3 separate regions of the Mus musculus genome follow, and regions 2 and 3 are each linked to region 1. Evidence: chromatin loops called from intact Hi-C (ENCODE). Cell type or tissue: left cerebral cortex. All regions are shown on one strand.

What was found. Peaks named below come from ENCODE experiments on the same cell type or tissue, not always from the same donor. Only the 100,000 strongest peaks of a DNase experiment are listed, where the experiment ranks them.
Region 2: it touches region 1 in a loop (4-fold over the local background); 17 of 42 quality-filtered maps call a loop at or near these places.
Region 3: it touches region 1 in a loop (3-fold over the local background); 4 of 42 quality-filtered maps call a loop at or near these places.

What each region holds. Positions count from the first base shown.
Region 1 is chr10:77,515,669-77,518,168 of GRCm38, forward strand. Fam207a (family with sequence similarity 207, member A) reads right to left here and starts at 145. Exons shown (of 6, transcript NM_133998.3): 1 at 1-145. The coding sequence starts at 72. 2810425M01Rik (RIKEN cDNA 2810425M01 gene) reads left to right here and starts at 230. Exons shown (of 1, transcript NR_163865.1): 1 at 230-1,273. In left cerebral cortex, CTCF peaks have their summits at 240 and 1,551; DNase peaks (open chromatin) are centred at 210, 968 and 1,576; H3K4me3 peaks cover 1,098 bases; H3K27ac peaks cover 928 bases.
Region 2 is chr10:77,624,247-77,626,746 of GRCm38, forward strand. The region is part of intron 1 of Ube2g2 (ubiquitin-conjugating enzyme E2G 2); the gene reads left to right. Among named protein-coding and RNA genes, the nearest start is that of Ube2g2, 3.2 kb to the left of the region's middle. In left cerebral cortex, a CTCF peak has its summit at 1,399; a DNase peak (open chromatin) is centred at 479; H3K27ac peaks cover 886 bases.
Region 3 is chr10:77,580,588-77,583,087 of GRCm38, forward strand. It overlaps Pttg1ip (pituitary tumor-transforming 1 interacting protein), which reads left to right and starts at 1,068. Exons shown (of 6, transcript NM_145925.3): 1 at 1,068-1,340. The coding sequence starts at 1,235. In left cerebral cortex, no CTCF peak of the experiment used is centred here; a DNase peak (open chromatin) is centred at 1,073; H3K4me3 peaks cover 1,850 bases; H3K27ac peaks cover 1,208 bases.

The sequences.
Region 1 (2,500 bases):
CGGTGCAGAATCCCCGTCGGGTCTCACGGCCGCCCGGTGCACACGAGCCCGCAGCGCCCTCACTTTCCCCATCTTCCCTGGAGGTTTCCGCCTGTTAGCAACGCCGCCTCACTAGTGGAAGAGCCTCCCGGAAGTGCTCCCAGACAGCCGGAAATAGAGCCGCGGCTGCGTAGATCGGCGTTCGGCCGGTCCCCGGAAGTGCCTCCCGTAGCGCGTGCGCAGTTGCGGTGCTTACGTCGCGCGCTCCCGCTAGCGCGTTAGACGTGTGGCGATGTGGCTGCAGCCAAGAGCCAGGGAAGTAAAACTATTGAAGCCTCGGGTGCACGTTACGCCATGTTTCTATCGCGCGCGTCTGGGGTAGAATAGGGAGAAAGGTTCACGTCGGTTTTACTCATGCGGGTCTCTATGTGTGCAGCTTGGCGTTTCGTCCTTAAAACAGGTCCTGGAGTTGGGGACTTTGCAATTCCACTTAAATGGGTACCAGATGGACCGAACGGCCTCCGTCTTCCTGCACAGTCGGCTCCGTGTCCAACAGCCCCTGTGCACCCAGTGCAGTATTGCTTAAGGAAAGCAAGGACGAAGGGTAATTCCAGCTCTTCACCCAAATGACACCTGTAAAATACAATACAAAACCAAAGTGGGCTATAGTTGGAGCCACAAAAGAAAGTTGGGCCCAGGCACAGCCAGGGTAGAGGCCTTCTGCCTTCTTCCCTTCTAGGGTAGAGAGCATCCTGGATGCCGGGACGTCTCTGCTAGGGATCCACAGTGAGATGGGATTTGTGGGGAGAAGGTGAGCCCAAAGCGGAGTCCGGTGCCCCACAGTGGCTGAAGTAGCAGAGCATGCCAGGGAGCAGAGCCAATAAGCATCTTTCCGATGCGGTTTCTCATCAGGGGATGCCTCCAGGTTCCTGCTCCTTCCCTGACGATGAGATCCAACCTGTAAGATGTAAAGAACACCTTCCTCCCCACGCTGCCTTTGATAAGTGTTTTTATCACAGCAACAGAAAGCAATCTAGAACAGTGAGTGAGTGGCTGCAGGCCAAGCAGTGCACTAGATGTGAAGCTGAGACAAACTAGATTGAATCAGGCGACTTGAAGAGACGTTTGAGCCAGAACAGCTGAATTGAATCAGCCAGTAAGAGTTCAGAAAGAGCTAGAAAAGGAGATCGTAGTCAGCAGTAAGCCTCCGAGACAACAAGGACATCAAGCGAATAAAAGTTACTTTCGCAAGCTTGTTTTGAGATGACCTGGGAATAAAGTCCATTGAACTCTTCACAACCTGGTTCATCTCCCCAGAAGATCTGGCAGCCAGAGCCACCCTGAAAGCTAGCCTGGCTTTTACCTAGGACAGATCCCCACCCCACCCCCCCACCCCCTAAATGTTTTCTCCTTCTCAACCCTCAGCAGTGTTCCTGTGCTCTGGGCTGTCCGATGGACCCCAGGTTCCCCCATGGAGGATGAGTTGCTTAAGGCCAGTTCCAGGGCACCCCAAGGAACTCACAAGTCGACGACAACAAAGTTAATTTTTTAGAATCCTCAACTCTTCTTCCTGCCGCCTGAGGGCGCGCGTGTCCCGTGCTTCCCTGGCTCCTGGCAAACTAGTTTTGCAGTTAGAGAGGACTGTACAGCTAGTTTTGCAGTTAGAGAGAGGACTGTACAGGTGTCTCTGGCTAATTCCCCCCCCCCCTCGGGCTCTAGACCGCGACCCTGCTCCAAGTCAACTAGAGTGTAGGTGTGACCGCAGGCTGGTCCACTGATACAGCTACTGGGAGGCGGGATGGGGGTTTGGGGTGAGGGGAGGCGGACAATGTATCATCGCGCCCAGCCCTGGAAACTCAGCTGCCAGACCCCGCAGGCATCAGCAGGGTCCAGATCACCTCTCAGTTCGTCCCCAGCCCCAGCGACTGATCCAAGACAGTTCTGCCTGGCTTTTCTCGGGGAGGAGGGCTCCCTTGATCCTCCCAGGGAGGTGGCCAAGTTTGCTGGGTCCACCTTTCTTTGGGTGACCTAGCCAAGGCCTGAGCTTTTTCAAGCCTAGTTTCCCTGTTTCTACAGTGGGGGTTAGAATGAGCTGCTTGAGGACTAAGAGAAAAGTGAGAGCCAGGAAGTGACCCCTAGCAGCTTATAGTTGGAGATCACAGATTCCTAGGGCTGGGCAGAAAAGAGGCTGGTATCACAGTGTGAATGAAGGGCGGGAGCCCCAGGCACAGGGCTGGTACAGACACACAGCATCTCAGAGGCCCAGGACCTTCTGGTGACGGAACCCGCAACACAGAGTCCTAATTTGACTCTGATCATGGGTGCTAGGCCAGCCAGCCGCTCAAGGCAGTGGGGCAGGGAATTGGCCTCCTGTCCTTCACAGCTTCTGGCTGAGCACCAAGGCCCAAGGCCTTCCAGCCACCTGGGTCAACCTGCAAAGGGCACAGAGCAACTTCCCAGGAGTTCCCTGAAGTCTGGTGATCAGGGAGATGGGGAAAGGCAGGCATGGGTGTCCATGTGC
Region 2 (2,500 bases), 110 kb after region 1:
GGCTACAGGCACCCATGGTAAATAAAGCCTGCCTCTTTTTCATACGGGTGCCAATACTCGAACCTGGTTCCTCTGTAAGAACAGTGTGTGTTCTTGTGTCCTTGTCATATGTTTCCACAGCTTTTCTTCTTACTGTGACAGACAAGGGAACAGTGGTCCAGGGCTGTTGTAACATTGTCACCACTCAGATACCATAACAGACAGCATCTCATGGTTTGGAGATAGAATTAGAAGCCCACTTGTGGCCTGGGCTGTCACCCTAGGCAGGGTGGGCTTTTGGGGAAGGTCCTTCCTCCCTCTCAGCTCTAGAGTGCTGGCTACTGCGGGTTACTTAGCTGTGCTAGTGTAAGTCCTTCCTCTCCTGTACCTTCCTGTGGCCATCTGAGCCTGGGTGTGTCGGTATTCAGATTTTTCCACTTGAAATGTCAACAGTCACTGGCTTAGGGCCCAGCCTAGTCAGAATGTTCTGTATTTAATTCTGGTACATCTGCTGAGACTGTTTCCAGACAGTGTCACAGTTCCCACATTGGGGTAGACTTGAGATTGTTTTACAATGACAGCTGTTTTTGTGTATTTGTGGGTGGGCAGGCGAGTGCCACTGTGCATGTGCAGAAGTTAGGACAACTGACAAGGGTCACATCTCCCTTCTGTGTGGAGCCTGGGAATTTCGAGCTTGGCCTGTCAGACGAGGCAGGAGGTGTCTCTGCCCACCAAGGCAGCACGTCAGAGTAGGGGCGTGAACCAGAGCAGAGCTGTTCACCTAAGGCCAGACACGGGAGAAGTAGAAAGGCTGGGTCCCTGCATTCCCCTTAAGGATCTGCTCTCAGTGCCTCCCCTGCTTGTTGCCTGGCCATGCTGCTGCTCCCTGCTATGATGCACTGCCTTTTCATAAGCAGGCATTCTCTCATCTCAGGTGACTTTCCTCAGGCACTTTGTTACAGTGATGGCCAGCTGAATAACTCGGTGTCCATGATACCCTGCTTGCAGAGCAGAGCAGGACAGTGACCTAGAGTCTTCATCTTCCCAGCACCACCAAGAGTTAGCGACATACCGAGTTGTCATTCTTTCTCTTTCTATTGCCGTTCTGTCTCTGGACACTGTGTGGTTTTCGTTTGTCTGTCTTAATAGAAGTTGTACAGTGTATATATATATATATATATATATATGTGTGTGTGTGTGTGTGTGTGTGTGTGTGTGTGTGTGTGTGTTCTTTGCTTTGCCCTGGGAGCTCTTACCAGCCTTGTGTCAGTTTCCTTTCTCTTGAAGCTTGTGACGGCAGCCTCCTCTCCTTGCTCAGTGGATTTCTCTTTATGAACAAGCCAGCATCCCTCTGTTCTGCTCCTGGCAGACACTGAAGTTACTTGCAGTTTGACTCTTAGAAGTACTGTGAGCAGATTTGAAAATCTCCTGGTGGACATGTGCAGGTTTGCATTGGAAGCATAATTTAGAGCCGTGCCGCATCTGTGTGAGCAGCCGGCGTTACAAGATATGCTGACCTGTTGGTCACTGTGGCTCTTCTGGTGTGTGTGTCATGGCCACCACAGCTGAGTTAAGTGTGTGCTACTGCTCAGGCTTTTCACTCATACGTTATCCTTGGGGTCTTCACCTTGTCTGGTAGGTGTTAGATGGCATCCTGGTGGCTTGAACTGTATGTTAGTGATTGCAAGTGAGGCAGCGGGATCCTTTCACATACACAAAAGGCCATCTCTGCCTTTTCTGCCAAACGTCTGCCTCTGGCAGGCTTTACACAGCGCTGACTTTTTCTCGCTGGACTGTAGGATCCTGTATGTTTGAGTGTGTCACATCCATGCTGTGAATAATAGCATCCTTGGAGTGCCCCGCCCTGCCCTGGGACTGCTCTGTCCCTTCTCCCCCCTGCCCCTCCTAGGTAGCACCGATTTGCTTTCACTCACTGGAGTCTTGGTGCGCCCTTCTTCGGGCCTCTGCACTCAGCACAGTTGTGCTGAGCTTGTCTGTGCTGCAGTGTACCCTTACCCTTCCAGCAGCAAGTGATGAAATAGAACGGGCAGTTACAGCTGTTGTGTAAAAGTCCTGGCAGGGCTCAGCAGGGTGGAGTGAGATTCCACTATAGTTCTCTGAGTCGCCATTGAAAATATATTGGTTGTTTACTTCTGGGAATTTCCACTGATATTTTGATATTTTCAGACCTCTGTTGACGTAAATATTCACAGACAAGGGAGCACTGGCTTGTTTCTTTTCTTTTTAAAGGTTTTAATTTTATTCTGTGCATTTGGTCTTTTTCCTGTGCATATGTCTGTGTACCAGGCGCATGCCTAGTGTCTGCAGAATTCAGAGGAGGGAGTTGGATCTCCTGCAACTGAAGGTGTGAGCTGCTGTGTGGTTGCTGGGAACTGAACCTGGGTCCTCTGGAAGAGCAGCCAGTGCGCTTAACTGCTGAGTCGTCTCCCCAGCCCAGCAGTGTCCTTTGTAATATAGAGTCATAGCCCATTGCATGGTCAGGCTGCACTGTTTAAACATT
Region 3 (2,500 bases), 65 kb after region 1:
ACAGAACTTGGCTGGGGAAAACCTGCCTGGCCGAAGTAAAGCTGTAACGCTTTCACTGGGGAAAGCCTCCCTCTGGCAAAGCAGAATTGTTACACTTTGGCTGGAGAAGTCTTCCTCTGCAGAGCAGACCTGTGACACTTTCCATGGGAACCCCCTCCTGCAGCAGAACTGTTATACTTCCTTTGGGAAAACCTTCTGCCGCAGCACCAGGAGTGGAGCTGGAACGCTTCAAGCCTTTCCCTTCAGAGTTGCAACACTTACAGTCATAACTAGCTTGTATCAAATGGACATAAAGCTGGTGGGCTCAAGCTTGTATCCTATTTTGCTTACTCCTACTGGAGTCTGGGTCTTTAATGAGTCGAGAAACTTGGGATCCAGAGTCCCGCATTGATCTTTTTGGTGTCTGGCTATCTAGGTCTCTGGTTCATGCACAATCAAGCAGGGAAGGTACCCTCTTACTCAAAGCTCCTGTGTCTTCAAGTTTGCGTCCCCAGTCACTATCAATAAGGATTTGTTTTGTTTTCTTTGAGTCAGGGTCTCATTGGTTAAGGAAGACCTTGAACTTCTGATCCTTCCAATGCTCCACCCCCAAGTGCTGAGATGATAGGTGTGTGTTATCACGACTCATTTGTGAGGTTCTGAGGATGGAACTCGGAGGCTTTGTGCATGCATTGGTTGCCAGGCAAGCAATTCTACCATCTAAGCTACACCCTCCACATTCCCTCAGTGATTTAAACGCCTTTCAGTAACAAGTTCGAGACAGCTTGGATGCTGTTTTAACGTAAATCCACAAAACCTGCCCTCTGGACACGCATACGGCTCTGGCAGAGAATTAACAGGACTGGCAGAGGTTTCCAAGGGTTGGCGGCTACAGAGCAGTTGTGTTAGGCAGAGCAGCTGAGCCTCAGAACCCGCCTCAGAGTCCAGCAGCTCCATTCCAGAGCAAGTGGCAAAGCTTCGCTGTCCACTGCCCAGCCTAGTAGTCTACTACGCACGCGCGCTGCTCTGACGCTCCGGTTATTGCTCCCTCCCCGCAGTTCCAGCAGCGCGCAGGCGTGCTAAGCCTCAGCTGCGCCCGTAGGCGGGCGGAGGTCAGGGGGCGGAGCCAGCGGCTGCGCACTCGCAAGCTCCGCCCGTCTGGCTAGCTTACGGAGGCGGAGCGCTTACTGTGGAAACATCCTAGCTCGGCGTTGGAGTTGAGTCGCCTGAGGTCCCCGCCGACGACGCACTCACCATGGCGCCTGCTAACCTTGGGCTGACGCCGCACTGGGTGATGCTCCTCGGTGCCGTGCTGCTGTTGCTTCTGTCCGGAGCCTCCGCGCAGGAACCTCCGAGAGTGGGTAAGGCCCGTGGGCCTAGGGGCCGAGGAGTAGGAGGAGGGCGGCCGGGTCGGATCCAGGGCGGAGTCCAGCCCGCGGGCTTGGCTGCCTCTGCGCTCACGCCCTCCCTTGAAGCTGGGTAAGGCAGCCAGCCTCTGCTGGAAGTTAACGTCGTGCCCTGAGGCACGAAAGACTCGGCTAGTCGGAACCGACGCCTCGGCACCTGCTTAGCATCTCGGGGACCATCTGCATTCCAGCACTGTTTTTGTTTGAGGGGAATCAGGGAGCTGACAAGTTGTGTCCAAGACTGAGGCTTGGTCAACTTTGACCTTTGTACGCTCGCTAGAGTTGATGAGGCGCTGCAAGAGAGTATTTTTGTTAGCTCAGGCTCTCTCAAGGTGTCTTTACACTCTAGCCTGTCACGGTGTGTTTTCTCTTTGTGACCTTTTGCCAGTTGTCGCGTCTCTCTGTTTAAGTTTCTTATCTGCTCCCAGGTATGCCTAGGACCGGTCTGGGACTGCCTCACTCCTGCTACCTTGGTGAGGGTGACTAAAGGAGCTGACCCTGGCCGCCCCGGGGAACTTGGGGCTAGATTCTCCAGTAAGGACTTTATGCCAGGCAGAGTGTTGGGGAGCCTGTGGAGACCCAGGACCCTTCCCAGTGTCTCAAGGGTGTCTGCTGCGATACTGGGGGGAGGGGGGGGGGCACGAACCTTCACCTGTTACCAACCACCACGTGTTAGGTGTAAGGATTCTACTCCTTGACATTCTATAGGGAGATAGCTGATGTTTAAAACGGCTAGTCTTTACAAGGAATTTGCATAAATTTACATTACCGTATCCTGTATCCCAAAACTCGCCTTTTTTTGTTGTTTGAGACTGGGTTCAGGCTGGTTTTGAACTTTTTTGTTTGTTTTTTCGAGACAGTGTGTCTCTGTGTAGCCCTGGCTGTCCTGGAACTCACTCTGTAGACCAGGCTGGCCTTGAACTCAGAGATCCGCCTGCCTCTGCCTCCCTAGTGCTGGGATTAAAGGCGTGTGCCACCACGCCCAGCTTGGTTTTGAACTTAAAGGTGTCTGCCTGCCTCTGCCTCTCAAATGCTGACCATAAAGCATTTGCCCTGCCTGGCAAAACTCACCCTTTAAATATTTTTTGTGTGCTTCACAGAACCTGTAGTAGATT